4 separate regions of the Mus musculus genome follow, and all the other regions are linked to region 4. The links are chromatin loops, found by intact Hi-C in ENCODE. Cell type or tissue: left cerebral cortex. All regions are shown on one strand. Region 1 overlaps Atp8a2 (ATPase, aminophospholipid transporter-like, class I, type 8A, member 2). Region 2 overlaps 4930563I02Rik (RIKEN cDNA 4930563I02 gene). Region 3 holds the start of Atp8a2 (ATPase, aminophospholipid transporter-like, class I, type 8A, member 2). Region 4 overlaps Gm33582 (a long non-coding RNA gene).

What was found. Peaks named below come from ENCODE experiments on the same cell type or tissue, not always from the same donor. Only the 100,000 strongest peaks of a DNase experiment are listed, where the experiment ranks them.
Region 1: a loop joins it to region 4, with 10 times the contacts of the local background. A loop is called at or near these places in 6 of 42 quality-filtered maps.
Region 2: a loop joins it to region 4, with 2.8 times the contacts of the local background. A loop is called at or near these places in 2 of 42 quality-filtered maps.
Region 3: it touches region 4 in a loop (2.1-fold over the local background); 2 of 42 quality-filtered maps call a loop at or near these places.

Annotation. Positions count from the first base shown.
Region 1 is chr14:60,023,180-60,031,179 of GRCm38, reverse strand. Atp8a2 (ATPase, aminophospholipid transporter-like, class I, type 8A, member 2) reads left to right here. Exons shown (of 36, transcript NM_015803.3): 10 at 3,066-3,231; 11 at 4,128-4,255; 12 at 4,962-5,039; 13 at 7,643-7,731. Among named protein-coding and RNA genes, the nearest start is that of Atp8a2, 60 kb to the left of the region's middle. In left cerebral cortex, no CTCF peak of the experiment used is centred here; DNase peaks (open chromatin) are centred at 3,971 and 4,335; H3K27ac peaks cover 450 bases.
Region 2 is chr14:60,093,663-60,101,662 of GRCm38, reverse strand. It overlaps 4930563I02Rik (RIKEN cDNA 4930563I02 gene), which reads right to left. Exons shown (of 3, transcript NR_166718.1): 3 at 5,576-5,782. Among named protein-coding and RNA genes, the nearest start is that of 4930563I02Rik, 10 kb to the right of the region's middle. In left cerebral cortex, no CTCF peak of the experiment used is centred here; DNase peaks (open chromatin) are centred at 2,829 and 4,817.
Region 3 is chr14:60,083,206-60,091,205 of GRCm38, reverse strand. It overlaps Atp8a2 (ATPase, aminophospholipid transporter-like, class I, type 8A, member 2), which reads left to right and starts at 4,292. Exons shown (of 36, transcript NM_015803.3): 1 at 4,292-4,624. The coding sequence starts at 4,524. 4930563I02Rik (RIKEN cDNA 4930563I02 gene) reads right to left here and starts at 3,700. Exons shown (of 3, transcript NR_166718.1): 1 at 2,932-3,700; 2 at 1-58. In left cerebral cortex, no CTCF peak of the experiment used is centred here; DNase peaks (open chromatin) are centred at 3,627, 3,915 and 4,319; H3K4me3 peaks cover 892 bases.
Region 4 is chr14:60,172,171-60,180,170 of GRCm38, reverse strand. Gm33582 (a long non-coding RNA gene) reads right to left here. Exons shown (of 3, transcript XR_874667.3): 1 at 6,006-8,000; 2 at 3,234-3,380; 3 at 1-2,306. Among named protein-coding and RNA genes, the nearest start is that of Gm33582, 4.5 kb to the right of the region's middle. In left cerebral cortex, no CTCF peak of the experiment used is centred here; DNase peaks (open chromatin) are centred at 2,267, 2,479, 2,920, 3,235 and 1 more place; H3K4me3 peaks cover 2,583 bases; H3K27ac peaks cover 1,953 bases.

The DNA.
Region 1 (8,000 bases), 150 kb after region 4:
TAAGAAGTCAAGTTGTTTCCAAGTTCCCTCATAACCTGAGTGATTTTTCAGGATATAATATTGTTCTTCTAGATCACATATTAATATTACAGTTTCAGGGTTCAGGCCAAGTGTACTTTATATCAGAACCTCCCCATTATGTCTTCAGTGGACAAGATGAGCTCATGTCATTTTCATCCTTTGAAGGCAAGGGACATTTTTCCTGCCCTGTGTGTGACAAACCTTGGCAAGACTTACTGTTGTTGACAGACTGAGAGTGATGGAAAACCCAGGAAACATATGTGCTAGACTTGCCGTGCCTTTAGGGCTGAAACAACATGAACAATGAAATTTCAAAAGGAATATAAAATAACATCCACAGCTGGAAGCCATTCTGTTCATGAACTAACTGTTTACACTTGTGTAATTGACAGTGGAGCCGGAGCTGGATGGCTTTGGGTTCCTGAACTCCCATTGTGTATCTTGCACCTGTCAGAGCTCCCTCAGGTCATGCTTAGTGGCAAAGAATCAATTGATAACTATAGGAAACATTGGCTATAATAAAGCATACATTGTTTTCTGAGTCACATATATGTACTCATTTATTCTTTGGCATGAGGAAGGTGTTTTTATTATTTAAAATATCTTAAAATTTAACATGTATAGGTGTTTTGCATGCATGAATTTCCATGTGCCATGTGTTTATGGTGCTGGCGGAGGCCAGAAGGCAAAAAAAGGTGTCAGATCCTGGAACTGGAGTTACATGAGCAACTAGATGGGCACTGGGAATTGAACCTAGGTCTTCTACAAGAACAGCCAGTTCTTAGTCATTGAGCCGAGCCATCTCTCTAGCCCTGGTACGGCTATTTTAAAGACAGAAGAACTAAATCAAATCAACCCCAGCTTAGCTTACACACCTAGAAAGAGTGAGACCAGGTCTAAAGTCCAAGTCTATACACTCCAGGCTTATTCTGACTAGCATTCTGATGTCTGCTTTCTCAGGAGGAGTAAGATGTATACAATACAGGTCAGATTCCAACATTTGCAACACCTGACAGTTTGACCTATTTTTCTTGTAGTCCCAGACATCAGAGTAATAGTGTCCTTTAAGAATTTTATAAAAGAACTCATTGTTCTAGTAGTAACTGAGCATTAAAAACTCATTGTTGCAAGTGGAAATGTTTGGAAAAGGGAGTGAGTGTGCTGAGCTTGGCTTTCCATGCTGGGCTTGTGTTAAAACCTGGAGTTTTAGGTTGTTTCCTTGTGTTGGATGAAAAAACCTGTTTTCTTAACCCTAGTGGTTGACTGGATTTCAACCACTTCAACTTACTGACAGGGTCACAGAAATGAAAGCTTTTGTCATTTTCTTCCTTCCTGCAAATTTAATGACTTTTAATTAAATACAGAATTTAAAGGATTTGAATAATCAGTCTTGAAATAGAATGACTCCTGGATCTCAGCTGGAGGTCAGATGTGAGTGTACTGTCCCTGCAGCCTTCCTGTGGCGCCTGACTGATTATAAGATGGCCTTTACTAACAAATTTTCATCTTGACCCTGGAAGAGTTTTCTTCAAAGTCCATAAAAAAAAAACAATTTAGTGAACTAACAACATTGCAGAATAAAAGGAACATACCCAGAAGACAGCCTAAAATTCCCAAGTGTCGCTGTTACCCAACTTCCTCATCCCCAGTGGGGAATCCCTGGTGCTCACAAGTGAACAGAATTTCTGGGTCTGCAATGGAATTTGGAGAGACATGGGTGGTGCTGTGATATGAGAGCCGTGTGCAGTAGACTGAGCTCATCCAGGAAACTCAGGCCAGCCATCTCTGTGAAGTTCTTCTTGGGGCCCATCATTGGCATATCTTAATCATCTTTGGAAATTTCTTCTATAAAATTGATTCAGGCATATAATTATCTTGTTGATACCACATGATTGTCATTTCCGCTGTTGAGAGGATGTAGTCTCAGATCTTCCATATGAGATGCCATGAGCCTCAAGTGCAGCTTTCCCAAACATCTTGGTATACCCAGGTCCCAACATAGGCCTTAGCTCCAACCAAATTGTTTTTTACCAGGCATGAGGCTTTGTTCTCTTCCTGCCCTCTTGACTATCTTCTTTACATAACTCAATTCAAGGTTCTTTCACTGTAAAAGCCCTTCCTTGAGCTCTTCAAGTGAACCTTTGTCCATTTGCCTTGTTATCTACCCATGTTCTCTCTTACTTTGTTGATATATCTGTACTTTCTTCCTTTTTCATTCCTTTCTACTGTAAGGAACATGCATGCTTTAAAAATATCTCTGATACTTATCTCAGAGCTAACTTATTGGTTTGGAGGTTCTTTCTCCTCAGCTGAAGGATTAGCTGTATGTTGGTTGCTTTTAGACCAGACTTACATTAGCTAGAGGCCACTGTGCTTGTGAATGTTGTTAATGTTGTGCAAAGGTGTAAATGAAAGTACAGAATAGATCATGCAGGGTTGGGGTGTTGTCTTAGTCAATGATCTAATCTGTATAGAGACATCATGACCAATGCAACTATTTCAAGAGAAAGCATTTAATTGTGAGCTTGCTTACAGTTTCTGAGGTTTAGTTCATTATTGTTATGTAGGGATGTATGGTGGTATGCATGTAGATGCTGGAGCAGTAGCTAAGATCAGTAAGGAGAGAGAGAGAGAGAGAGAGAGAGAGAGAGAGAGAGAGAGAGAGAGACTGAGACTCTGGGCTTGGCATGAGCTTTTGAAACCTTAAAGTATACCTGCAGTGATATACTTCCTTCAACAAGGCCACGCCTTTTAATCCTTCTAATCCTTTCAAATGGTACCCTTCCCTGGTGACTAAACATTTAAATATATAAGCCATTTTTATTCAAATCACCTCAGGTAAGTTCTTTAAACTGTAGAATGTCTTTTAAAAACTAGTCTGTTTACTCAATACTATGATGCACTTTTTAATTCCATTATATATTTGGAAGAGAAATAATCTTTTTCATTTCCATCATTGAATGTGGTTGTTTTACTCCATTTCTCCTTACCCCTACATCTAGCCTGTTCTGTGGTGGTTACTGACTTTCAATACTGGTTCACAGAATTCAACAAAAGCACCTCTCAAGAGATCAAATGTTGAGAAGGTAACCAACGTGCAGATCCTGGTGCTGTTTGGTATCCTCCTGGTCATGGCGCTGGTGAGCTCTGTGGGGGCCCTGTTCTGGAATGGGTCTCATGGCGGAAAGAGTTGGTACATCAAGAAGATGGGTGAGTCCTGAGGTGACTGCTGCTCACTTCTGTGGGTCAAATCTCTTGGAAGGTCTTTCCATGCAGGGTCTGTGAGTAGTAGTCATGCCCTCCTCCTCTCTGTTCCCCACAGCATGATACCTATGCCCGGCTTTCTGGTAGAGAAAGCATATTAGGACTCACATGTAGACTGAAGATGGGTGTATCTGGAGACTGTTTTATGACCAAATGATTTCTTCTCAGCCATTTTAAAAGACATTTTCTTATGGTTGCTCTAGGGATGACAACATGAGAAACCATTTGTGCTATTAACTTCACAAACATCAGACCAGCACACTTCCATGCTCTCCCCTTCTAGACTATTATTGTCATATATGCACTGCATGTATGTATTGTCAACCTAACAATATAGAATTACAGTTAGTGCTTTGTGTAATCTCAAATCTCTTAAAGAGCCAAAAGAAAAGAAAAAATAATAAATGCTTGTGAGCTTGTTTCTATTAACCTACTTGTCCACTCTTTCTGGATGTCTTCTGCTTGCCTCCTCTGGAGCCTCCCCTCTTGGTTCCCAGAGTGCTGCATGGCTACCTCTGTAATAACCACAAGCCCCTTTGAGGCCAGTGAGGGCACTCCCCTCCCAGGAGAGTGCTATTTCTGATCCCTCCTCTCTCTCCTTCGCCAGCCTCTAAAGAGCAATCAGTACAATGTACAGTGATTGAAATAGTCTTTGGAGTGTGAATGGGCTCAGTAACTTCTCAGTCTCCAGAGCAGCACATAAGGAAGGCTTTCATTGTGAGCATCTTTTAGGGGGAAAAAGTCCAAAATAACAAAATGGGAAGAAACTAAATGCAGACTTCCACTAAAGCTGTATGGATATCTTTTTTTTTTTTTTTTTTTTTTTTTTTTTTTGTCCATAGACACGAACTCAGATAATTTTGGCTACAACTTGCTAACGTTTATCATCTTGTACAACAATCTGATTCCTATCAGCCTGCTGGTGACACTTGAGGTTGTGAAATACACGCAAGCCCTCTTCATAAACTGGGTGAGTTTCAAAGTAGAGTGTGAAACATGAGCTGCTGGAGGACTGCCAGCCACCGCCCTCTCGCACTCTCCAGGAGCCGTTGTCATCTCATGGAGTCCCAGAAAAGAAATCATAGAGGCTGTTAGCTGTTAGAACATGGGATTAAGCCAGCCAAACGGATGGCTGGCATAGCCACTGGTGGGGAAGGTGGAGGAGGATGCGCAGGGAATGCTTGTCATCTGGCCACCATGGCTGTGCTTCCAAAGTCTCATTTACGAGAAGGAAAGGGCCTCTCATGTGCTCACCAGACTGTCCATTCTGCACCAATTTCATCATGACAGTCACCTTGGACGGACTGTAGGGGGTGAGGTGAATTTTTAAAGGGATTGTCATGGTTATTAAGCTCTGGGCCATTTTTTTTCCAGACCAGGCACTTTCATGTGTGTTTTACATTGGTTTTCACAATAAGCCCGTGAACAAGGCACTGACCCAGCTCACAGGACATGAGGTGATACTCTTGAACCCAAACCTAAATACCATGGGTGACATTGTGTCATAGGTATTGTCTGTCCTCAATGCAGCTCCAGTTTTAGCCAAGTTAAAAGGTTTAAATGAAAATGGAACAATTTTAAGATGCCTGGTTCTGTGTCAGTCTTAATGAGCTATGAGAAGTGCGTGTTGTCTAAAGGCTCCTTTCCCTCCCCTCTTCCCCCATTTTCTCTTTCAGGACATGGATATGTATTATATTGAAAATGACACTCCTGCAATGGCCAGGACATCAAACCTCAACGAAGAGCTGGGGCAGGTGAGAGCCTGTCTGGGGACTTTGGGGGCAGTGCTGTGAGCAGGATGCAAGTGTTAGCAAGAGGAGATCTGGGGGGATTTTGCAGGAATAGTTATCCACGACTGTTTGCAACGTGGCAATGAATGCTATTGTCAGATGGCTTTAGAGACACAGTATATAATTTTTCCCAGAACATATCTGAATGAACAATGTGCAGAACGTTGTACAACAATACAATGCGATTTTGGATCTTTTTCAATGTGTTTGTCAGGACAGATGACAAGGAAACAGGGTAAGACATTGGCTATTGGGCCACCCCACAAAGCATGGGGGGTCGTTTGAAGGACGGGCATCACTGACAGAGTCCAGAGAATCATGACTTTTGGGTCTCACGTTGATTTCTATTTGTTCATCCCAGCTCTCTTGTTGAATTCTGCCTGCCTCTTCCATTGAACTACTGCAAGGCAGAACCTTTTTGGGAAACATAAAATTTATTCATAACCTAAAGTAATTAAAGACTATGATTTTATTTTACACAACTTATACCTCCAAACAATCAAATTTATCCTCAACCTAAAGTAATTAAAGACTATGGTTTTATTTTTATGTATCGTAATCCTCCCAGCAATCCACTTGGGAGGTGGTGGATTACCACATGCTCATTTTATAGATTTGTGATTAGGTCATCTCAGGGAAGCCTGCTGATGAATGACAGGTGGAGGACTGGAGATTACCTAAGTCTGGCCTTTGTTTCCCTGCAGCACCTGCCACATGCCCCTCTGGGAAGATGTAAGCCTAACTTCTCCTTCATCTGGGGGCCAGGAATAGGGTCAGATGCCCTCTCCCTCTTCTCTCTCCTTAAGGACAGAATCAGTCCTGCAGTGACATCAGAGCATTTTGAGTCATTGCTAGAAAGTTGAAACTCAGATTTCTCAGTCAAATTTTGTAATAAAATAGAATAAAATCACATGCTGCCCCTGTGCTGGTGGTCCTGGGTTCTGTAGAAAGCAGCTAAGCGAGCCATGGGGAGCAAGCCAGTGTGCGGTAAACCTCCATGGCCTCTGTATCAGCTCCTGCCTCTAACTTTCACTCCTGAGTCCCTGCCATGACTTCCTTCAGAGATAGAGTATGACCTAAGAGTTGGAAGGAAGAATAAAACCTTCCTCCCGAGTTGCTTTTGGTCATCATGGTTTATTACGGCAGTAGATACCCCCGATAGCAGCCACGAGTTACCTGTGCTAGGGATACAGCCTGGTGAAAATTTCTCTTTCCAAGTTAGCTATCTGTTGGTGCTGTCATTGCTTAGGTCTTGTTGAGGTAGCATGGGTTGTAGCTTCCCTTTTGTTTCCAGGAGACACACTTCCACACTAGCCTTCTTGCTCCTCTGGTTCTTATGGTCTTTTTCACCTCCTCTTCCTCCATGATCCCTGAGCCTTAGGTACAGGCGTTATCTTGTAGGTATATCTCTTGGTGCCGAGCTTCCTCTATGATCTCTGCATTTTGGCCAGTGGTGGGTTTCACTGGTGATCTCTTTTGCTGCAAAGAGCAGCTTCTTTGATGAGGTGTGAGAGCTACATTTAACTGTGAATGTAAGGATAAGTATTTAGAATTTAGTTAGGAGTTATTATGTCTGGGCCAGGTGTGGTGGCTCATGCCTTTGATTCCAGCACTTGGGAGGCAGAAGCAGGCAGATATTCAAGAAAGAAAATAAAAAGGTCAAACAAGCATGTACCAGGCCAACCGAGACTACACAGTGAGACTACCTTTTAAAAAAGCCAGGGCATATGCTGGTCTGGTGGTCGTAGGTTCTCTTCTGAGATCTGTGACCTCATTAGCTCCAGGTATGGATAGGTTTGTAGTACCAGGAATGATTAGCATGCTGTTGAGTGGGCTTCAAGTTCAGTTAGGCAGCCGTTGGTTACTGCTAACACACGAGTGCCACTTCTGTGTCTTTAGAGATGTCTTGCCATGCTGGCCATTTTTAATCCAGTCAATGGGTGGACTCTTAAAAGAATTGCATCTTCTGTAAGAACATGCAAGCACCTGGGAGAATAAACTATATCACTGAAATGTTGACTAATAGCCAGTGATGCTACAGACCATAGCCAGTGATGCTGACAGACCATAGCCAGTGATGCTGACAGACCATAGCCAGTGATGCTGACAGACCATAGCCAGTGATGCTGACAGACCTGGCCAGTGATGCTGACAGACCTGGCCAGAGGGGTTACAGAAGCTTCTTTTCTTCATTACCCAAGTGTAGAATTAGTAATAGAAAAGGTTTTGTAAATGTCTATGAATTAAAGTACATCACTTATGATTGATTTGTTTACCTTTATTGACTCACATTTAAATTTCATGCAGGTTTTCAGATATACAGACAACTTCATGTCTTGTTCCTTGCATCTTATCCCACCCATCTTTTAAAAATTACTTGTTTATGTGTATGGGTGTTTTGATTGTGCATATGTCTGTGTACCACATGATAATCCAGAAGAGGGCCCTAAATTCCCTGAAGCTGGAGTTCCAGATGGTTGTGGCCTACCTTGTGGTTGCTGGGAATTGAACCCAGGTCTCTCCAGCTCCCTATTACTCTCTCTGCATTTTGTTTATTCTTTGCTTAGGTAAAATACCTGTTTTCAGACAAGACTGGAACTCTTACATGTAATATCATGAACTTCAAGAAGTGTAGCATTGCTGGTGTGACCTATGGGTGAGTATGTTTGCCAACTTCGGGAGACCCCATTCCTAGTCTTCCAACAAAGCATGGTTGTTATTTTGTTGTGTTGAGGGATTTGGATGTGTGGTTGCTATTAAATATGTTAAAGGAAAAAGTGGGTTCCCCAGTGAATCTTTAAACAGCTAAAATATGACTTGTCTCTTCAACATTGCTGAGAGGTCCCAGGGCACCTGTGGATTTGTACACATACTCTAAGAATTACTCATTCTCTGTGTTTGGATTCATCTCCTGACTACTCGTTT
Region 2 (8,000 bases), 79 kb after region 4:
CTATACTGACTCTTTCAGGAGGAAACAATGGTTTTTGTTCCCTTGTTATTTATCAGAAAGCCTTTGTCCAGTTAGCAATTCTATGAAGTTTAGTGATCTATTAGTAAGATCTCCCAAGTAGATCCAAGTCATGCCTGCAACAGGGCCAAGGTTATGGGTGACCATGTGTTGAGCAATCGGCAGAGCCCTCTGGTTCCTGCTTTCTAAGCTGCTGACTGTGAAAAAGTTCATCCCCAATGACCTACAATCCTGCTAATATCCAAGAAAGCATCTTCAGGAGTTGAGGTCCCTGAATCATGTAGGAGATGGGGTCCAGTTGATTTGGCTACTTACGGCTGCAAAGAGGAATAGGGGGCTTTAGAGTCTCCACTCTTGCCAGTGTTAATTTCCTAGAAGATAATCAAGGAGACCCCAGATAGATGTAATAAGATCATCATAGGACCATGTAAGGGTGAGGTGACTTTGGATGCAAGGAGATAGAACAGATAAAAGACAGATAACAGTTAAGCAAGCAATCTTCAAGACTAACATAGTCACTACTAAGATTATAATAGGTATAACTCATTTCAGTATGAAATTCCAAGATCCATTCCCTAGGCTGTTTGCCCAAAGTGATGGTAGTGTCTGATGTGGTTTGAATCTGTAGATCCTGGAAAACAGACTAGACATTAATAGAACAATTGAGAATATACACACAGAATTTAACCTTAATAATAGAAAAGTACCTCAAAAGCGCTTAGGACAAGTGCTGAATGGACTGGCAGAGACTCCAAGGAGGGCTATTGCACACACTGAGGAAAACTGTAAGGGCTAAGGGAAGAACTTCCATGGTCCAAGGAAGGACAGTCCTGACCTTTCCCATGTTGAAGGCAAAGAAAGTCCAACCACAGCTGAGTGGGATCTTGTTGTGGACGCCCTCAGCTTCCCAGTCCTTGTCATCTCTCTTGAAAGAACTCATGTGAGATCAACTTGTATGGACACTTCATTTTCTTACAGAACAGAGTGGAGCACCCTTAAGTGTGAGTGTGGATAGTGGACAAAGGGAGCACTGTGGAGCAGTGAGCCCTCTCAAGAGTGAGGATGGACAATGGCTAAGGAGATCATTGTCTGGAGTGCCTTTCTGGCAATCCCTCTTACTAGCATTCCATGAATGTTGCTGCACACAGTATGACTATGTGTGGCAGGGTTGTGTGAGATGTAGCAAGGTATTTCTTGAAACCGGACCAGCTGCACCTGAAGCAGGGACATCTAGCCCAACCTGGGTTGTTACCATATATCCTCAGAGGAGAGAAAACCTAAGCTGTGTCCTAATGATGGGTCATAATCAGGAAGAGTGCAGACTGAGGAAGAGGACTTCCAGGCAGAGAGCAGCACCCAATGTTCATTGCTGTGAGCTCTCCTGCTCTTGATTTTCCACGCCAGACCACAAGATCATTAAATGCAAGAAGATGACTTTCTAAATTGGATTTCTAAGAGTGTATGTTAATTAAACCAAATCGTGAGCTTTGCTGTGGTATGCATCACCTCTGATGTACTTTGATTGTACTGACACATTGCCCTCTTTAAGCCCCTGCCCCATTCTAATAGTCTATCTCCCCTTTCGTGTCTTCTTTTTTTTTCCCCCAGACTTCACATATGAGAGAAAGCATTGTTGTCTAAGTCAGGCGAATGTTCCTTAGCCATGATGTTCTCTGCTTCCACCCCTTTCCATCCTAATGGTTTGATTTCATTCTGCTCTGTGGTACAGTAACACTCTATTGTGGGTGTGTGCACATCCATATATATGTGCATCATCCTTTCATTATCCATCTAGCTATTGGTAGCACTTGGCTGGTTATAAGTAGATTATGACTCATTTGGTGGTGATCACCAGGATGCAGGTAGCTCTATTGTGTGCTGACTTTGACTCTTCAGAGCGGCGTCGCCGGATCGAATGATGTTTCTGTTTTCAATGTTTAGAGAAAGTCTATGCCTGTTTCCATAGTAGTTGTGCAAGCTTATATCCCCACTCCCCAGCGTTCAAGGGTTCCTTTTTCCTGCATCCAGGGAGAATCTGTACTCCTGTATTGTACACACATGATGCCTGGAATTTCTAAATAATGATGAATAAATTCTTGTCTTCACTATCTTGACACCCTGCTTTCTTCTGTGTGTTCCTCACTCCAAGGTGGTAAATCTCTAGCAATGGGGGTTGACTTTCTGGGCTTAAGTGTGAAGTGGTCAAACCTGGATGCCTGTGAGCCAATGGAATTTTCCTCTCTTTCTTCTCGTTCTCTTTTCCTTGCCCTATAGTGCATAGAATTTAGGGGTATATTTTTATTTTCAGAGAAAAACTTAGAGTAATAGAAGATTCAGTTGATAATAGATTTGAAGGTCATTTTAGGATACTCCTTGAAGCAACCATAAAATGACTCTCATAACAAATAGGGAAATTAAATTTGGATGTTAGCTGGCTGATTTATTACTCATTGCCTTATCTCTACAGTGAGTATGATTGTTATATGGGTAAATATAGAACACCTGGCATAGTGGTAGACTCAACAAAAGACACATATTTATCTTTTTCCTGAGATAATGTCTCGTATGTAGTCCAGGCTGGCCTCAAACTCACTATGTAGACTAGCCTGGCCTTGTACTAGGGTTCCTCCTGCCCTCACCTGCCAAGTGGCGGGGTTACAGGCATATGCTGCCATGCCTAGCATGCCTTTTAGAACTGTAATTACAAATGACCCATCTGTGACATGGTGAACAAGATTGGTCTGGTAGGATTGAATGGGCTGAGGATATTGCAAGGCAGACACTCCATAAGCCTTTGCTGTAACAGATTTTCCTAAATTTAAGTATTCTCACTTCTACGTCTGAGAAGAAAATGTGATACACAAAATGTCAAATCAGCGAGAAAGTTAGGAAGAGCCAGAATTCTGGGAAACTTTGCTTTGCCAGGGCGCTGGGAAGGGAGGCCTCAACTGATTTGTTAATGTCCGACTACACACACGTTAGAGGTTGCATTGAGATCGCTGATGGAAGCAGATGCTGGGTTGCTGTGACCAAGGAGGATGCGCTATCATGACAAGCTGGGCTGCCTTGGTAGATGGATGAGGACAATGAATGTGCCTTTCCCTTGTCCATGGCATCTTACTTCCACGGACTTAGGGCCTCCATGAAAGAAAAGCCATGTCAAGAAACACAAGGACACTGACTTAGGGAAATTTTGTTTTGAGCTTACTGTGATCCCTTCAGCATGTGTACAAAGTGCTTGGTGGATGGTTCAGGCCTCAGCATTTTCTGCCTGGAAGGAGAGGCACCTCCGTGGGATTTTAGGCATTGCTTGGAGAATGGCATCAGGCGAGCTCACGAAAGCTGCCTCTGCCTTTGATTGTTGGAGAAGTGGAAGGAGAGCGGTGGAGAGAGAAGAGCACAGGTGTCAGGTCCCCATTTCTTTCTGTGTAGAAAGTTCTCCAAACAGAGAGCTGAGGTATGAGAGATAATTAAGGATGACTGAGAACAACAGGTTTTGCTCTCCTGACCTGCCATACTCTTTCTGTGGAGTTTTGGGGGATGACTGGACAGCAAGGAGCCCCTTAACAGGGCTGTGAACAGAGGGCCTCCAGTAGGTGGCAGATGCTTCTATGTCTGCATGGGTGAGGCAGGGCCACTTGCAAAGACTCCTACCCTTTGATAAAGCCCAGCAGATCATGCAAAGGCTGTAGTCGTGACCCCAAGCAGGAAGAGTAGGTCATCGTTCTGTAGACCAGAGGAAGCAGACAACATTTCTGTTAAGGAGCCCAGCTCTTCTCCATACCTCTGTCCCTCCCCTCCATTTACACTGTATCATTTAAAGGAGAGGCACAAGAGAAGATGGGATGACCATGGAACCGAAACATCCTTCATCACGACATACTGAAAGTTGCTCACATAAATGACTCCAATAGCATGAGCTCCAAGCAACTAGACATTTCCATTTTCTCCAGCTGTCTGTTACATGTTGCCATAGGAGGGAGAGGTGGTCAGAGTAGCTGCAAATGAATTTGAGGAATTGCATCTTCCTACACCCACTTTAAGGAGGACAGTGAAGCTCCTGTGTTTACTTGGTTCGTGTCCAGGACACATTTACCGGAAGCCTTTCTTCTGTGGGGAGGCACATGGCTAATGCATGGCTAGTATGAACATGAGCCTGGCCTCCTGGAGCATATGTCAAAAGCTGATCCTAGAAAATGAGCAAAGGAAGTCTTCATGTGGTTGATGCTGTGTTATAAAAATGCAGTGTTAGGAGGGCATACAGGATCAGGGATTTCGGTAGATAGGCTCACATCAATGCTGGTTCTGTCAAGTTAATGCGGAGGCACAAGAGACAGGAAGGAGTTTTCTCTTCTCATGGGATAAACTTAAAAAACTGAAGTTGGTACTCTGTGCTGGCACGGTCTACATTTGCAGAGTCAGGCAACCCTGGATAGAAAATGTTTAAGAATAACAATGGATGTCATGCATATGATAATGAAGCATGGTGCAGGGTCTGTTTATGTGTAGCTTAGGCTGTGTCAGGCATGATGTGTTATCTAGAGGTGAGTGAAAGGATGAATGCAGTTGAGATGCAGATGCTGCGCCATTGTGGAAGGGGTTGGAGCACTTTGGTACTAAGGCAGTGATGGTATCTTAGACCCTGCCCCCTATATCTGCAATGTGTGACTATGGAATTCTCTATGGGATTTTAAAACTGATGTCTCTGCTTGGAGTCCAGGTTTGAGGTCCCAGGAGCAGCGGAGAATCTCTACTGGCAGAGAGGGTTGCTATAAAAAAAATTACTACACTTGTACTTAATCCGTGGGCAACGCAGCCTGGAATGAATTCTCATTCTCTGAACTGAGAATTTATGTAGCATAGATTTTTTTCCTTTAAAGTCTGGTTTTATCTATGAGATACATTTCCAGAGAAGCACATTTATCTTCGCTTAATTTACAAGATGAGTTAGCACAGGACACAGAATGGGTTTTGAGATCAGAAGTCTGTATTGCAGGTCTTACTGAATAGAAGTGTCGTAGTTTGGCTCTCTGCTACTTTGATGATGTAGGGGCAGGATCCAAGATGCCCATCACTGCTTTAGCACCAAAGCAACACGAGTGGGAAAGGGATTATTCGGCTCACACATCCCAGTCACAGTCTATCCCTGAGGGAAGTCAGGGCAGGAACTCAAGTGGGACCAGAAGCAAGAGCCATGGAGGAAAGCTGATCGATTGTCCCCTCTGGCTTACTTAGCTAGCTTCCCTGAATAGCCCAGACCCACTTTCCCAAGAACGGGACTGCACACAATAGATTGGGTCCTCCCACCATCAATCATTAATCAAGAAAATGGCTCATAGACATGCTCAGAGGACTATCTGATGGAGACAATTCCCCAATTAAGGTTCTCTCCTCCCAAGTGACTCTAGTTTGTGTCAGGTTGACAAAAAAGCTATGCCTTCAACTGTGTATTTCTCCCTCCCACCACCCAGCAAAATGCCTCCCATGTAGGAGGTACTTGATCACTGAATGAATCCAGCATCCACAATATTTCAAGTCATAAACAGCCCACGGCCTATTACTTTTGCTGCATTCTCTTTATTCCCGTGAGAAGAGAAAAGAATCCAGTAAGTGTTGACAGAAATAAGAAATCCGGACGCATCACTGTCATCTTCCCATTGTTCTCTGAGCTTCGGAACTTTTTGCTTGGAGTGGATCACATCTGTTATATTTGGAGAGACACAGTCTGTGCAAACTGGGGTCTTGAGAAGCCTCTCAAGTGTGTCTGCCAAGGCAAAAATAACCACATTCTGCATTTGCCCAGCACTGCCATTGTGTCTGTCTGATTAGGCGAGGTAATCAGCCCTGGCTCTCTCTAGCACCCAAACTGCCGCTGATGTACCTGTGTTCTCAAGAGCCATGAAACAGCTTTGCAAATATGGTGTGGAAGCCAGAGCTAAGCTTGAAAGTCTTAGGAGGTGTGTGTGTGTGTGTGTGTGTGTGTGTGTGTGTGTGAGTGTGTGTGTGTACGCGTGTGCGCGTGCGTGCATGTGTGCATGCTCGCTAGACTGCAAGCATGCATGTATGTTTGTGTGTCTGCACATGCTTCTGATTGAAAAGCTCTGTAATCAGCCACAACTCTGCTTTCCTAGAGTGGAGGCGTGCCCAGAGGCATAGAGAGAGCCACCTTTGTATAATTTTCAAGTAAGAGAAAGACAAATTAACCTCTTACCCCTCATTATAAAAATTTGAATGGCCACATCTAGAAAGTGTCAAGTAATAGAGTTTTTAGAATTTTGTATTTACCGATTTTTTGTGAATTTCACATCATGCTCCCATTCCCATTCATCACCCTGTGCTTTTGTACCCATCCTCCACCCTTGTAACTTTCTCCCCTAAAAGAAAAGAAAAATCTCATTGTGGAAGCTGTAGTGTGTCACAGTGTGTCACACAGTATATTCTTTTGTCTACACATCTTTGCTTGTAAATGCTCATTACATTGAGTCATTGGTCTCATTTGAGGCCTCTGCTTTCTGTTATTCTGGATCCTTCTCGGGATTTCTCTCAGATATTCTGTTGTTGCCCTGTGTCATGGAGATCCTTCAACTTTGGATTTCTAGGATTGGCCCTTTCATGGGCTCTAGAAGTTCATCTAATGGGGTGGGCCAACTCATAGCCCTGGATCTGGGCCTGGGTGGTAGATGTAAGCTATTATTTCCTGGAGGTGGAATGGGGATAGCATCATCTAACTGAGAAAGAATTCTGCATGTATTAGCGCTTTGAAACTGGCATGGAGGCTCAAGCTGATCTGTGAGGTAACAATGGTATCAGTCCTCATTCCAACACTATGATAAAATAGCCCAGTAAACAATTTAGGGAAAACTTATTTTGGCCTGGGTTTTCAGATTTTCAGTTGATGGTCACTTGGCCTGTTGAGTTTAGTCCAACAGTAAGGCAGAGCATCATGGAGGGAGCCCATGATGGAAGAAATTCTTACCCCAAGGTGGCTAGGAATGAAAGACAGGATGGAAGAGATCTGGGTCCCCATATCCCTTCCAATGACCTAACTTCCTTCCATTAGGCCTTCCCACCTATAGGTTGAAGTATCTTCCAATAATGCGACTACTGGTGATCAAGCCTTTAACACAAGGCCATTTGGAAGACTCTGAAGAAATAAACAGTAATAAAAAGCCTTTAAAGATTTTTTTGTTCTAAGAAAGGAGGGAGGAGGATTAGAAGGAAGGGAAGAGGGTGTGGAAAGAGAAGGAATATGAGAGACCTACATGACCCAAAGTTTAAAATATTTACCAACTTGCACTCTTTAGAACAATCGTCACCCTTTGATTTCTATAATCAGTTTCAATTTTGTGGACAAGGAAACCAGGGCTCAGTGGGCAGCTGCTTAGCTTAGCTCACAGGGTAGCATGACCAAGTATAAGGAGATCGGAACTCAAGCTTCTGCAGATATGGCTCTTAGTCCTGTCTTTCCTGTGGTCTAAGATGTTGTGCACTTGTTAAGAAGGTTTCTGGTTTAAGTCTATCATTCAAGAGTTCACAATACTAGGGGCTGGAGGTAATGGTTCAGCTGGTAAAGGGTTTGCTGGGTGAGAATCAGGGCACAGAATTGGATCACTACCTCTTTTAGAAAATCCATATGCTTTTATGATTCTGTCATGTCAGAGCTTAGGATCAGAGACAGGAGCATCTCTGAGCCCACTGACTAGTCATCTTAGTTGAATGATAAGCTTTGGGTCCAATAAAAGTCTCTGTCTTAAAAATAGGGCGGAGACTGGATGAAGAAGAGACTTGACATTGACCTATAGCCTCCACACCTATATACTCATGGCTACACCCTTCTATGTGTGCACATAACACACATACACACACACACACACACACACACACACACACCCCATACATATATACCTCCACTCACAGCACCTCCACATACAAAAATAAAGATTTCACAGTTATAACACTAACTGGCCAGTAGTAAGTCAGTG
Region 3 (8,000 bases), 89 kb after region 4:
ATTGCACAGCATAGATGTAGCTCCTGAGCTTGTCCATGAGGGAAGCAGGGGTCAGTGCCTAGATAAGGAAGTAGTCCATGGTTCCATGGCTGCATAGGTGCCTTCAAGAGGCATCCAATCCAGTGGGTTTAGTTTGTATTCACCCACCATAAACTTATGACCGCTGCTGTGATAGCCATTCTTCAGGACTAGGCAAGATAAGTTTCCCTCAAAGGCTTGACTATCAATTGTCCACGGCTTTCTGTGGGAGCAAACCGAGGCACCTGTCCATTCACTAGTCTTGTTCTCTTAATCCTTTCCCTTCACTTTGGTTTCTTCCTCATCTACCAGCTATCTATTGACCCATCTATCTGCTGACACTGTGCCTGCTTATTTGGGGGAGCTATAAGCATATGCTTGGCTATTGTGTGGTGGTATCTGCAAAATGCATTAACTCAGGGTTTGTCTCAGGAGTCCAAATTTGAAACCTTCATCATGATGTGCCCTGCTATAAATGGCACAATGTTTTACTTAAGCAATACAAATCTGTGTTATTTTGAAAATATATCTTCCAGTTCAGGGGTAGGTCAAGCTGAGGTCATAGAGGTAGAAGGAATTTATTTGAATCTTGGCATTGGGGATGATTAACCATTTCTTCATAGAAATAAAGTCCCCTAGTGTGGCTCTGTTAAAAGTATAGGAAGATGAACATTTTTGCATTCTAAAACTTGGGAGATATGATGTCAATCTTGTTCTGTTGCCACTTATCTGTGTTAATAATCTTTCCGCACTAATAGTAGTTGTCAGAATTTAATTGCCTAGGCAAACTATTATTATTCTTAATTATGTGTATGTGTGTGTGTATATATGTCATATGCTTGCAAGTGTCCATATAGGCCAGTGGTGTCCAGTTCCCTAAAACTGGATTTACAGGCAGTTCTGAGCCACCTAACATGGGTTCTAGAAACCGAACTCAAGTCCTGTCTAATAGTAGTATATGCCCTTAACCACAGGCAGTCACTCCATTATTTCTCTTGTGGTGCTTTCTGGCCTAGTCTGATTTAAACTGCAGGTATCCAGTCCTCTCACCCTTTATACCCCACACATCCAGTTTCCCTCTCTCAAAACCAAGTCTTCCGGTTCCCCTATGAGACATTTTCCAGGTCTAAGTTTTCTTTCATTCTTCTGTCAACCCATGTGTTTACTAGCTTGTGTCTAGACTGCACAGCTGTCTGTATAGCCAACCTCCTGCTGCTTTCCCCATTACTGCTGGGTGTTCCTCTTTCTTGCTTAGACATCTTCTGTGGCTTCAAATGAAACCCAGCTCAAAGCTGGCCCTTCTCAACCCAGCGTGTCATCTGCAGTCTGCAGTCTGCCCACAGCCACTTTCCCACTCAAAGTTCAAGTTACTGTGTTACCTCTAACCTCCCTTAACACCTTCAGTCTCTTAGTTTTGGTTATAAATGACCACTCACTGCCAGGCTGCTGTAATGCTCTGGATTGCCACTTGATTCCTTAAACTACTTGATTGAGGACAAGAGACATCTCCTAAACAAGCATCTAACAACTGATTGTTCAGGTGTGGCTGTTTATGAGTATCCCTTACAAAGCAGTGCGGCGCAGAATCGGGGAGGATGTGGTTCACAAAGTAGTAAATAGAGGGAGTTCCCTTGGTGATATGGATTTCATGGACACAGAGCTTAGAGGAGTGGAGAGCCAGTATGTTAGTGCAGTTCTGTCAACAGACTGTTTGATCCTAGCTAATGGTAGATCTTTGGTCCTCCGTGCTGGTCACTATAGCTCTACCTGGGAAACCCGAAGACATCCTTCATGGGTTCCCATCATGTGCCAGGCTGTGGGGCTCTGGGATTCTAGTTCAGGTAACTGTTGTAGACAAAACAGATCTCTGGTGTCCTGGAACTTGGGCTGTTGGATATGGGGAAACATCACAAATAGTGTCAGGTGATGGCAGTGAATGCTGAGGTGGAAAACGAAACTCGTCAAGTGGCAGAGAGGAAAAAAAAAAAACCCTATTCTTTTATACAGGCTATTCACAAACGTATCTCCATTTGTCCAAAAGTAGGAGGTGCATTAAAATGTAGACTGGGTTGGAAATATGGTTTAGTGGAGGGGTACTGAAAGGCCCGGGGCTCTATTCCTAGCCTACTGAAAGAAAATAAATGAGACAAAGCCCAGTCTTCCTAGATTAAAACCCAGGAAGCAGAGCTGATGGGGTAGCCAATATGGAAGTAGACATGGCTTCCTGCTGCCCTTTCTCTTTAATGGGAGGACTTGGCATTGTCTCCTGGCTAGGGTAGACACTAGAAAGTAGGGGGTGAAGGTGGAAGAGGTGAGGGGTTGCTCCTATAGTAAGAGATAGCCTGGGTGTGGTGCACTCATTGAAGAAGGAGCAGACATATCCAGGGTTCCATCCCATGATCAGCTTCCAAACACTGACACCATTGCATATACTAGCAAGATTTTACTGAAAGGACCCAGATATAGCTGTCTCTTGTGAGACTATGCCGGGGCCTAGCAAACACAGAAGTGGATGCTCACAGTCAGCTATTGGATGGATCACAGGGCCCCCAATGGAGGAGCTAGAGAAAGTACCCAAGGAGCTAAAGGGATCTGCAACCCTATAGGTAGAACAACATTATGAACTAACCAGTACCCCCCCCCCCAGAGCTCGTGTCTCTAGCTGCATATGTATCAAAAGATGGCCTAGTCAGCCATCACTGGAAAGAGAGGCCCATTGGACTTGCAAACTTTATATGCCCCAGTACAGGGGAACACCAGGGCCAAAAAGTGGGAGTGGGTGGGTAGGGGAGTGGGTGGGAAGGTATGGGGGACTTTTGGGATAGCATTGGAAATGCAAATGAGGAAAATACCTAATAAAAGGTATTAAAAAAAAAGAAGGAGGAGAGAAAAGGACTGTATCTGGCTTGTTACCATGGCCCCGGTGTGTGGTCTGGATGCTGGCCGACTCCAGGCTTACTACTTCTTCACTGGTCTGCATAGTATGTCCACTTGAGATACTCAGTTCGCCTCTCAGATTCTGCTTTCTCCTGCTGGGGATTACAATCCTTGTAGTCAAGTTAAGATGATTGAAACACAAGTGTAGTTTTCCAGATTTTCTTCATGTCAGCAAACAGATATATCTGTAGCTAGCAAATGGGAGTTGACTCCCGTAAGATTCAAGTTTTGCAAATGGTGTGTAGTATACACCTTTTTGATAGAGAAGATGAAGCGTTAGTTGGATGAATAGTTAAGGAAAACAAGGTTCCACTTGCAGAGCTTTGATTCTCCCTAAAGGTTACTTCTCAAGGTGGGCTGCCTTTTCCCAGAGGGGATGCTGGGTTGAGCTTCTCTCTCTCTCTCTCTGTGTGTGTGTGTGTGTGTACACACGTGAGCACACAGTGTAGTATATACTTCTGCATACACCTAAGAAAACTGCTGGGGAGTTAAGCCCGCTCAAAGGCTTCTAAATAAAGCTTGCTGTCAGTTTTATAGAACTGGGAGGCAGGGAAGCTTGTGTAGGAGCCACAGGAACTACTTAAGAAGGAACTGGGAGCTCACATGCTGGACCAGAGCTGGAGATGAAGTTGCTCTTTTGAGGTGATCTGGCTTATTTATGGACACCAGCAGAAGAGCTCGTGCAGGATCGCAGTGGGAGACAAGCTCTGTCCACCTGGTGCGGGACTGATTTCACAGTGGAAGTACTTTCAGCAGTGATGACTTCACTTGTGGTATCTCGCTAGGGTTGTTTGTCTCATTGTGACTAAACATTGTCAAAGGATTCTAGAAAAACCAGGTTCCGAGTGCAAGGACAAGGCGTGGCCTCGGCTAAGTGGAGGTCTTCTGGCTTTGCTACTGACTCCCTTAGCCTCCTCTCCAATCTCAGGCAGACTAAAGCAGCCCTCCTGCCATTGCCCCTGGGCCAACCTGGCAAGCGCGGGTACCACAAGCTACCCGTGCAGCCAGCTCCATCCCCATCTCGCTCTGGGCTGCCAGACTCCCAGGAGCACTGGGGTCGGGCAAGATGGGGTTACCTTGGGTCCACCCGGCCTCCTGAAGGTCCAGGGCAGCGTGAGGTCTCTGGTAAATCCAGAGCTAGAGAAGCCTGGGAACCTTCGCCACGAATCCAGGTTGGGATGAGGCTTGGGGAGGGGGGGTGGGGGGGGAGGGGCGGGGCCTCACAGGTCCACGGCGGGGCGGGGCCCAGGAGGTGGAGCCTATTTACAGGTCGGGGTGGGGCGTCTCGAGTCCCAAAGGGGTGGGGCCTCACAGGTTCAGGGCGGGGCTGAGTGGGGCGGGGCCTGCCGCTGCGGCGGCGGCTGTGGCTACGGTCTAGTCTCCAGGGGCAGGCTAGGTGCATAGGCGGCCCCAGTCTCTCCAGAGCATCCTTCGCGGCTGGTCCCCGCTTGCAGCCTGCTCGCAGCCTCGGGCCTGGAGGCTGATTTCTTTGTGTTTTGTTTTCCCCGCGCCTCGATTCTGCAGGACCCGTTCGTTCTTCTGCGGGCTACAAGAAGGCAGAGGATGAGATGTCCCGGGCCACGTCTGTTGGAGACCAGCTAGAGGCACCGGCCCGCATAATTTACCTCAACCAATCTCATCTCAACAAATTCTGCGACAACCGGATCAGGTAGGAGAACAGGCAGCCGGGTGAAGCTCAATGCTCACATTCACGGGATGGCTTTTCCATCACCCGGGCGGCCCTCAGTTCACTTGCTTTCCCCAGCACTTTGCATCTCTGCCTCCTGCACCCACTTTGAGCCCAGAGGTCCACACCCAGCGCCCAGTGGGCCATGTGAACACAGATGCTGCCTTCTCCTATGCAGAGCTGTGCCCAGCCAATCTGTGGGCCTTATGGAAGTTCTTCTAATGCCACCGATAAAAGTGAAGGTGTCCTCTCACCCCTTACTGCCTTCCAAGAATCTCCATAGTCTCCCTGAAACCTCAATGATGGTTCTCTTTGTCACAGCTCTCTTGAGTAGTTTGCAGAACATCTGTGGGGAAGTGCTTTATAAGGGAATGAATGTGAGTCTCACAGGCTACAGGGACTCACATTTATTTCCCAGTGATCCACTGCATTTGCTAAGGGTCTTCTCATTTGCTAGGAAGTCTTGCCCAGAGTCAGCAGAAATATGAATGGAGGGTAGCATTTTTGTGTCTGCTTTCTGTCAGCTGGCCACTGTGTTAGGCGCCTTAGCTGCGCATCTCCAGTGTCTCATGGAGCAAATCATTGCCTCCAGATCAGGAAACTGGAGTGGAGAGATGTGAAATCTTGTACTACGCTCATATATTAATAGCTACTAAATGGGAAAGCTAGAAATCAAACCCACTTATCTGACTAGCAAGCAAATTCTTGCTGCTGTGCAAAGCTTGTTTCTTAGCTCAGTGTTAGCACACTTTGAGCCACCATTAAACTTTTGAGCTTTGACCAACTTCATGTCTGTGAGTGATTTCTGAGGATAGTTTAGTGTGCTGCTTAGAACATCCTACTCAGGTCTGGATTTCCAGGTTGTTTGTTTGTTTGTATGTTTGTTTTTTGCTTCGGCTAAAACTTTGTGGTTAGATATTTAACTATTACAGTACCTTGGTAATGCCACACTGGCAGCAAGGTCTGGTTGGTCATTTCTATAGCTTGATAGGATTTGGGAGAGAATAACAATGTATATGTGCACATATGTATGTATGTATGTATATAGATGGTACCTTTATTAAGGGAGTGTTAGATTTGTGTGACTTTATTTTGTGTTTCAAGAACGACTTTTGAACACATTTTAAATTTAAAAAGTAAATGTTAGAATATCTGAGACTTCATTCCTGAATAAATAGGCTTGTTTTGAGATGTGGGACATTACAAACAGAACATTAGAGCTTAACAAACTAGCGCGACTAATTAAAAAAGAGACAGATAGTGAAATCTGTAAAAGCCTTAGAGAAATTGGAGCCTCATACATTTGGCCAATAGGAATGACACATAGGGCTGCTGCTTTGGAAAGCAGTTTGGCCTGCCTCCAAAAGGATCAAGGTAAAGTTACCATAGGATCGGATAATTCCAATGCTAGGTATACATAGCCAGCACACATGAAAACAGAGGTCCTCACGAACATGTGTACACAGATGTTCATAGCAGCATAACTCATGGTGGCCAAAACATGCATGCACTGAGGGATTCACTCAGATGACTCTAGCTATAAAATATTATGATGTGGATGAACCTTCAAAGTAGTCAATGAAAGAGCAAGTCGTAAAAAGTCATATGAAATGATATATGTGATATGCCCCAAAGAGAGAAGTGTTTCTTGACACATTAGTGGTTTCTGGGCCTGGAGAAGGAAGGTGAAGGTGTGGGAGTTAGAGAATGATAGGATGATGGCTATTACTCTGAATACACGAAAAGCTGTCTGGAGCCCAGCATTGGCCATGTAGTTCTATGTCTCCTCACCTTTCATACTACTATTGAATTCCTTGCAAAAACACTCAGGTCATTTTTTAAAGAAGTTAAATATTATGTAAGGAGATAGGATTGGAGTGTCATTTTTTTAAATAAACTTCAGTGCTTTTCAAAAGGTATTTTTGCTTGGTTCCGCCAATTTCAGTATCTCTGTGAAGGTTTGAAACAGTTCTAATAAAATACAGACTCTCATTTGCATAGGAAACACACAGCAAGAGGAACCTCAGTTAGAAAATGCCTCCATTAGATGGATCTGGAGCCAAGACAGGGGTGGGGGGTCATCTTCCTAGTACATGATTCCTGTAGGTGAGCCCAGCACACTGTGGATAGTGGCATCTCTGGTCAGGTGGTCCTTGGGTGTATAACAAAGCAGGTTGATGAGCCACAGATAGCAAGCCAGTAAACAGCACTTGTCCCTGGCCTCTGCTTCAGTTCCTGCCCCCAGGTTCCTGCCTTGAGTTCCTGCCCTGCCCTGTGATGGCCTCAACAAATAGGCTGAGGTAAATAAACCCTTTGCCCCCACGTTGTTGTGGTTGTGTGCTTATCATAGCAATGGAAGGAAAACTAGGACAGGAGGCAGACATTTAAGAGTAACGGGGCCTCCATACCTGTCTGTATTAGAGCTAGTTTTATCCTGAGAGGAATTCCAACTGGTTACGTGAAAATATAGTTTCATTTATACTTTCTTGGGAGAAGGGTTTGGAATAAGTATGTGTATGTGTATTGGATTGGCTAGAAATAAAGCAGGCTTACTACCGTTGTATTGCTATATGGATTCATTTACATCATACTAAGTATTAAAATGACAATTTCTTTCTTACTTTATGGTTTATCCTGTAAGAACTTTTCAAAAAGCACCAGATATAGACTAAGAACTTTGCAGTGTGGTCCTGGAGCTTCTGTGAGATCACCTTGGAATATATGTTCCAATTCTGCTGAGTATTAATGGGAATCACTAATGGTTGCCAATGACTTGCAGTTCATTAGGAACTGATTACAAAGCTTCTTGACATTAGAGTTTAGGGCTTTTACAAAGCACTGAGCCACGGGACTGGAGCACTTTAGTAGTGCTGAAGTCAAGTTTACAAAACATGGATTTCTCTTTAAAGCTAAGCTATTGAAGGGAAGGCTTTCATAAAAGGAAATCACTAGAGAATTTTTTTCTTAATATAATTTTCCATGTAAAAAGGATGTTTTTCTCATCATCAGGAACATGGGTGTCCTCAGACTGCCACTCTCCCTCTGGGGCTGGGGATGGAGCCTGCCTTACACACTCTTAAGTACATGCTACAGCCCCAGGTGTGTTGTTTCTAAATTAAGCTTTTTGGAAAGAAAGGGTCTGAGGGGACAGCTGAGGAGCCTGATGGTCCACTGACAGGGTTGTCTTGAAGTCTGTCCTCTCTAGCTTACGGTTGTTCAGGCCCTTTGTGGCTGGGACTCTCGGGGCCCTGACAATTATTCTGTACTTGCTTTTGCAGGCGCTTGGTGTTTGACAGTGGGGAAAGGGGCTGCTGAGCATCTGGGAAAGTATGTAAAAGATTATGTGGTATACTATGGC
Region 4 (8,000 bases):
TGAGGAAGGAACTGGTCTGTGGGCAGGAGGAAGGGAGAGAATCGGTGAGTTACAGGCCTGTTTTGGGGTGTTTAGATTGAGATTCATCTTTCTCTATATTTTAATGTGCTCTCCACACACTACTGTCTTTAAAAAAAATGTTGCATATGTGTGTTTATAAAAAGTCACACATGTAAACATTTTGAAAAGAAATGGTTCCAGAGCTGGTGGCTTAGTCAAATTCAGTGATGCTGGCTCTCCCAAGGCCTCATTCCTCTCCCCAGGGGCTGCTCTGTTCCAGGCTTGGGAAAAACCTGCAGCTATGGCCAATTAATTGAGGCAATTATCTTGAAAGTTCTGCTTTCATACAAGTAGAGATAAAACAGGTCTCACAGACTCGCCCATTGCTCTGGATTTTATGTCTGACTTTCTTTCCTCCCGTTGGTAAATCTTCCATACTTCAGGCCAGACTACCTCTGGCAAGGACACAAGGGTTTCTGCTCAAAGGCAGCACAGCCTGTGTGTGATTTCTGTTGCCTTTGGATGTTGTGGTTAAGAAACACTGCTTATTGCTTGGTTTTTGTCTTGTGTGCCTTTTCTTCCTTTTACCACCGGATGGTGGGACTGAGGTCTGCATTCTGTGCCTAATACCAACCTAATCTTTCCAACTCTGCAAAGGCAATGAGGGGCATTTACCATGGAGATAAGTGCAATACTCCCCGATTGCCCTTGACAGTCTATCCTGCATGTGGCAAGTAAACTGACTGCCTTATTGCTCCTCCCACAAACCTGCATGATACCTCATACCTGTAATCCCCACACTTGGAAGGCTGAGGCAGGAGGATTGCCACCAGTCTCAAGTCATCTTGAGCTACATTTGGGAGTGAGCTCAGGCTGCCCCAGCACAATAAGACTCCTTCCTTCCTAGGCTACCGTCACCACACTTCTCCAGGGCTGTTGGACAATTTGGTTACCAGAAGGTACCTACAAAGACAGGAGCAATGAGCCCATCTTATGCTGTGATTCCACGAAATCAGAGAACAATTACAAACGACCACTGTCTATTCTTTCTATTCTCAGTGAGTTGTGGTCATTGTTTCCTGTCTGGGGGATGCTGATGATAACATATATAATAATAAACGAATGTTTCCAACCGCTTCAGTGCGATGGTCAGCCTAAGCTTTGAGAGCTCCCTCAGCAGCCTGGGAGACTCACTGAGTAGTTGGGCTGCCCTGAAGCTCACTCTGCTCAACACTTGATCCCTTTCCTGTTTCTTGGACCTTCCTGCTAAAGAGTCATTTCTTCTCAGATACAATGTTTACCCTTAGGGCCAGAGTCCATGCTTTATCATAAGAGGCTTGGAGGTGTTTGTGCTCACAGATAACCCAAGTGGGGAGCCTGGGCTGCTAAGCACACAGGGTTGTCCCTTCAAAGAAAAGAATTAGCACCTGTCATTGGCCCAGAGGGCTGACGGTTCCTAGCCTGGTGGCCTTTTTTTTTTTTTTTTTTATTTTCTGTTTGCATGGCCCGAGACTTTCCTGGCACCAGACCTTTCCTGAGACTCTTATCAAAAACTTATTTTCCCTCAGTCAATCTATAGAACCTATCTTTATGGACTTGCATAGTCACGTCCAATCCGTATTTAGCTGACTTTGTTTCTTAAGGAAGTTTATGTGTGCTTTGTTGTGCGCACGGGATTGAGTTCATCACCAGAATAGTTTTCACCAAATTCGGCTGTGCTACATATGCTTAAAATACACCACTCGTGGTTAGACTCCTGAAGTTTGAACCACCACTGGCTACTGAGTCGTGTTGAGCCAACCGCCTTCTTACCTCCTACAGCCCATCACTCCATAGCCCTCCAAGCCCCTGAGGCTCCCCCACTTTATGTAAAAGGAAAGGTAATGATTGATCTCTTCTGCAAGAGTAAGATCAGAATCCGGTTGGCTGGTTTGTTTTTCTGTTTTTAGTCTAAAGCCAAGATTTCGTCAGACACAGTAAAGATTTAGCTGGCTTTTTCACTACCCCCCATAGAACTGTGCTCAGAAGGACTCAGTTTAAACATTAAGTGAAGGGAGAAATCAAACAAAAGCAAGCCGAGTGACCTTGGGCCAGTCATCCCTTACCTCTCAATAGATTTGTTTGCATGTAGAAGGTGCACTGCGTGTTTCGTGGGAGTGGATGTGTGTGGTGGGTGAGCGTTCTGGAGGTCTCTGGTCTGTGACACACCGCTGAGGACAGGAGCTGCAGACCCAGCACTTCACTGAATTTCAGGTCTCAACCTGGAAATTCTTATTGCACGAAGGACCCATGCAGACCCTGTCGGGCTGGATACAAAAGAGCAGAAGCTGCTAACAAAAAGGGAAGGAAGTCGGAGGACCCACCGCTGCACAGCACAAGGGACAGGCAGGGGAGATAAGGTAGCGACTGGTTGGGGCCCAGAGCCGCCCAGATGCGCCCATCTCCTCCGGGAGTCCGCACCCAGCCCCGCAGCCCTGCCCGCATCTCCCGAGCCACCTGCCAGGACTCGGGCGGGCGGCGCAGCCTCGGGCGGGTCCCCGCCCCCGCGCTGCCGGGCCAGCGAGGCCGCCGCGGCGTTCCGGGCGCCGCCGCATTGGCCGCTGCGGTGCGGGAGGCGCGGTCGGCGCAGCCTCAAGGCTGCGGGCACTGGCTAGGGCGACCCGCGGCGCTCGTTCAGCCTTCGGCCCGCTCGCTCATGGCCCTGGCGCAGTGGTCCTGGCGTCCAGCCTCCCGCGTAGTTCCCACCGCCCGCCTCTGGCCTCCCAGCCTCCCAGCCACGCGCGATGCTGAACGGCGCGGGCCTGGACCAGGCTTTTAAGATGTCGTTACCGCGGAGGGCGAGGATCGGCGCGTCCGTGGGTGAGCTGGGAGGGTGGGCCACCGGGGCGGGGGCGGCGCCCAGGGCTGGGAGACACTGCTCCGCCCTTCGCCCTGTCCCCTCCCCCGGGCGCCTGGAGCTGCGGGATTCCGGACGCCACGCCCTGCTGACCCCTGGCCAGACAACCTTGCACTCGCGCGGCCAAAAGTCCTCACACCGTGCGGAAGGGGCGAGGGGCGGCGAGCGTGAGAGAAGTCTCACCCCCCTGGCACGCTGTGCATGCGTGTGTGCATGTGTCTGTGTGTATGCGTGTATCCATGTGTGTTCGTGTGTGTGTGTGTGTGTGTGTGTGTCCGTCCGCGTGCGCGTTTGCGTGTTGGTGCACGCGCGCGCGTGCCTGTCTGTGCGCCCTTACACGGTGATGCTGATGCTGGAAAGGACTGGAGCTGCCGTTTTCTGTCCTGTTCCTAGTTGTCGTGGGCACAGTTTGGCAAGTGTAGGGAACTTCTTGCCTCTCAGGTTGGCTGCTTGCGTCACCGAGTGTATGGTCTTGTACAGAGACCTAAGGGAAGCAGAATGTCACTAATAATGTTTTCACCACCTGGGGCCCAAGTGCTCTGGCTTACTCTAAGGACAGAGTAGCGCAGGGTTTCACTGCGGTCAGAAGCTGCAGGGGCCTCGGTGGGACTTGCAACACAGCTTCTCAACACAGCCTCTCCAACCATTCACTGTAGATGCCTTTGTTGTGTAATGTACTTAGGGAACATGACCCCAGCACACAGATACTCTGTCGCTACAGCACTTGATAGGTGACCCAGAGCTTAGATAATGCAAAACTAGAGGAGACTTCCAAAACGATGCCCGTCTTTCATTTCAGGCCCCTTTGAAAGGAGTCTGGGTAGATCTTTGATGAGCGTTCAAGGTTAGGGTTTGGAGCTGAAGTCCCTTGTCAAGTTTATGGTTTTGTCTGTCTTGAGATAATAGACATATAAAAATAAACGACCTTTACATTGAGCAATGTGAGGGAGTAACATGGGCAATATCAGGACACCGCAACATTCGTCTTGAGCAGAATCCTTTCCTGAAAAGGTCACCAGGCAAAATATCAAGTCAAGGCGGTGGAGAGTCCCAGGGGCATCAGGGAGCAATCAGAGGGACAGCCTAGGTACCAGAGGGAAGGAAATGTGTGCTTTCCAAAGCAGTGCCAAGGGTACAAGGCTTTGTGAAGAAAGAAACACCCTTGGATGGGGAGAGCGCAGAGTGCTAGTTCTTTGGAGATGATGGGAGATTGAGAGATTTAGCTTTGATCATATTGCATCTGAAGTGCCTGCTGGAGAACCTAGTAGGGATGTTTAGTAGAGACTAGCTCATGAGCCTGAGTTCACAGCCAGAGACCTGACTTTCAGGTGCTTCCCAGGATGCCTCCATGGGTCCCTTCCTGCAGGCGCACAGGGCCTCCTCCTGGGAGAGGCCTGCTTTAATGTTCTGCAGTTGTTAAGCTTTGGGTCTTGATTTCTGCGCAAGGTGCATGGCATCTCGCTGGGTTCCAAAAATTATATAAGTAATACCAGAGGAATCAGAAGGTGTCCTGAGCACTTCACTATTTTCAAATTGGAGGCTCTTAGAGGCAACAGAAAGGTTTTGGAACCGGGTGTGAAGCAGTTCGGGGAGTCAGGAATGTCGCCAAAAGCTCCAGAAAGAACCTGGGCATTGATGCTTGACTCTTCCGTGGAGGTCACCGATGACCTTGGAAGAGCTGCTATTGTGTAACTGTGGGGAGAGATATCTGTTAGTGGGAGTGCAAGAGAGGATTAGAAGACCGGGCTTGGAAACAGACTGTTCATGGTACCCTTTTAGGCTATGCTTTGCAGCTAATGGAGGGAGAAGCAAATGGAGTGGTTCCCATAGAAGTAAGAGAGAGAATGCACTGTTTGAAGACTGACTATGCAGTCCAACCGCAACAGGAAGGATATCCCAGACAGGGGCTTCTCAGTGGTCTGTGGCATGAGCCACAGTGGGAAGCAGGGCTCAGAGCAGAGCTGTTTAGAGGCAGATGTGGGGGTGTGGAGGATAAAATGTGAGACTTGACAACACAGGTCTATTTCGAACACATAAGTCATGGATGGGTGAGAGGTCGGGTGGAGACCTGGGTAAAAGGCCTGACGATTGTGTACTCCCATACAATATTAGTGATGTGATCTTCAAAGACTCCCACTGTTTCTCATTTTTCTGCAAACTAGCAGGTCTGATGGCTAACAGTCCTTTGAGAGCAGATGCCAAACAGCCAAACTAGCTGTTTAGCAAAGCAGTTCCACCTGGGGTCATTATTTCTGGCGAGAGAGCTTTAGGCTCCCATTTTGCTCAGGGTGCCCTGTTGTACTTTTCTCAGTTCTTCTCCACAGTGATCTCTTACTTATCAAGTGATGGGGATCCAAAGCCCAGTTGTCTGTGACAGGCTGTAGCCTGAGGTCCTGGATATACAACGACCACCTTCTGTGTGCCAGACACTTCAGGGATCTGGAGACAGGGCCCTGAACAGGATAGGTGTTCTCTGGATAGAGCCCAATGACTAGGGATAAGCACAAAGCACACTTGCTCTTGGTGGCTCTCAGCTTGTACCCAGCCTGGGGCCTACATGCACAGGCAAAGGACACAGGTGAACAGGGAGGCGAAGCAGAGAGTGTGTACAGGTGTGCAGGCAGTGGCGGCTGGGAGCGAGGATGGGAAGGAAGGGGGAGCTGTTCTCTGGGGACTGCAACATCCTTGTTCGCTAGGGAAGACGAGTCTTCCCTATCATTGAGTTTCTGAATTTGGTGTCATAAAAGTTTGGCAATAAAGAGCAGGCAGGCAGCGAGCATAGTGCTGATACCTTTAATAAGTTTAAATACGGGACCTGCATGGCTACAAGTCCTACTGAAAATGCTCTTGCAGGGCTGTTCCAACATTTTTACCCAACCCTTCCATCTCTATTGTGGTGATTATTATTCTTCGGGTTGCTGTACCCCCTTGCTGTCTTTAAATATCTTTTAGGGGTTTTTAACCCCATTTCAGACCATATTGCTCCCAGATAAAAGACACAGAAACCTTTAGATTTATAATCTTAAATACGCTAAAGCAGAGCGGATATCAACCCTCTACGCTATTTCGTCTACTTCCCTGTGGAAGTGATTTCTGAGACATCACTTACTATGGTCTACTTGGGCTGCTCCACTCCATCGGGCCAGCCCCCGTGCCATGCACTGGAGATCCACCTGCCCCATGGTGACTTTCTTCTTTCCTTCTCCTTCTTCTTCTCTTTCTGTGACCCCAAGCATAAGAACTTTTGCTCTGCCTCCCTCCCTCCTGCCTAGCTCAGGCTGCAGGCATCTTTATTAACCAATTAGGATAACTTTCGGGCAGGGGGCGGGGCAAGGTTTATCCAACTAAAGCTGGTGTACTGCAGAATTCCCTGGCTGGCCCTGGCTTTGGGACAGCCAGATCTTCAGATAGTGTATAGCATTTGAATACATAGCAGCAACAGACCTGTCTCCCCTGCCCTCTTCTGGTCAGTAAGGGGCTCCTTTTGGTTTTGATTTTCCAATGGGCTCCTGTGTGAACCTAACTACCTGGCCTGAGTTTTAAAGGAAAGGGTGAGGACGGCTAAAGATAGGAAGGATCCCAGCAGCTCAGATACTAGAATGTTGGAGCTGGAAAATGGCACAAGGTAGTTTTAATCCCTTCACTTCACAGTGAACTATTTCAGAGCAGCCTATTAATTTCTAGGAGAACCAACTGAGGCCCACAGAGCTGGTGCAGTTCCGGATCAGCTCTGATCTGAACAGGACCGGTTCATTCGCTCATTCTAGATGGCTCCCTCTTCCTTGGTAGGAAATAAGGCAGATATGGGTCTCATCTCTGCTTCTGTTTTCTGCACTATACAGGGCACTCCACACACAGACTTGACCCACCTCTGTCCTGGGTAATTTTGTACTTACTCTGAAGGTCTGGATTATGTTTGGAAGTTCTTGGAGACAATATGTGTTTCAGGGTAAAACTCCAGACTGTAGGTTTAGAGAGAAATGGACTCAAATTTTGACATTGTCATTTGGTTCCTTACAGGCCATTTCTTTACCTTCATTATGGATGAGGATGTAAAGAAAGACTTTATCTTCCCCCCACCCCCCTCCAAGAGCTGTGTCAGTGGTGTGTGTGTGTGACTCGCATACACATGCATTAATTACCAGATGCATGATCAAGTTAGACAGTGTTACCCAGGATCTGGCTACATAGAGGCATGTCTAAGTGTGCATGATGCAGAGTTACACTCACCAGTTACCCTGATCCTACACTGTCCACTCTTTAATGTCTGACAGTTGTCACCCCCCCCCCAACACACTTACACCCACTGGACATGTCAATTCTCAAGTGTGGCAGTTCTCTCCTTTGAAAGGCAGTCTTGTCTTGTGCCTGCAGGTGGCCACTCTGCCCCTAATTTGATGGCTTTAGTTGTTTAATAATTGATTTCACTTTTACAATGGATGCTTTATCTTACATCCTCGTCTGATGGAGGTGCCAGCTAGACAAATGGATTACATTAAAGCCATTCTCCCAGAACCTTCAGATGGCTTATGGGAGGATGTTCATACCGTGCCTCTGAAGAAGGGTCTCACCCCCTTATCCCTGGGGCTCTTCACACTTACTAAATATAACCTCCAGTCGATAGCACGCTGAGACAAGATGTTACTTACATCCTTTTGCGCCAGTAAAAGTGCTCAGGGAAGAATGTTAACAACCACCAAGAAAGGCTAAAAATAAAAGTGAGCTCACATTTATGACCGGGCAGTTTCCCCATAGCATTGTCAAGGGCAGACACAAAGCGTAACCTGCCGCGTGGCATTGAGCAGCACGGAGGTGGGAACAGTTATGTCCGTGTGCCTCCCGGGCACATGCATCTGTGAGGTGCAGGCAGATGTGGCTTTTACTCCTCTCCCAGCTGTTTGGAAGGCATGTGTACCTTTTGAGCCCAGTTTGGGCCAAGGTGGGCAATTAATAAGAACTTGTGTCAACAACCAAATCAAAACAACAAAAGTATACAGATGCGATGTTTGTTCACCAGCTGTGCAGCAGGCTCGTGACACTACCCTACTACCACACACCCGCACATGTCCTAGTTCTGGGCTTGGGCCCCTTTCTCTGAAGGATT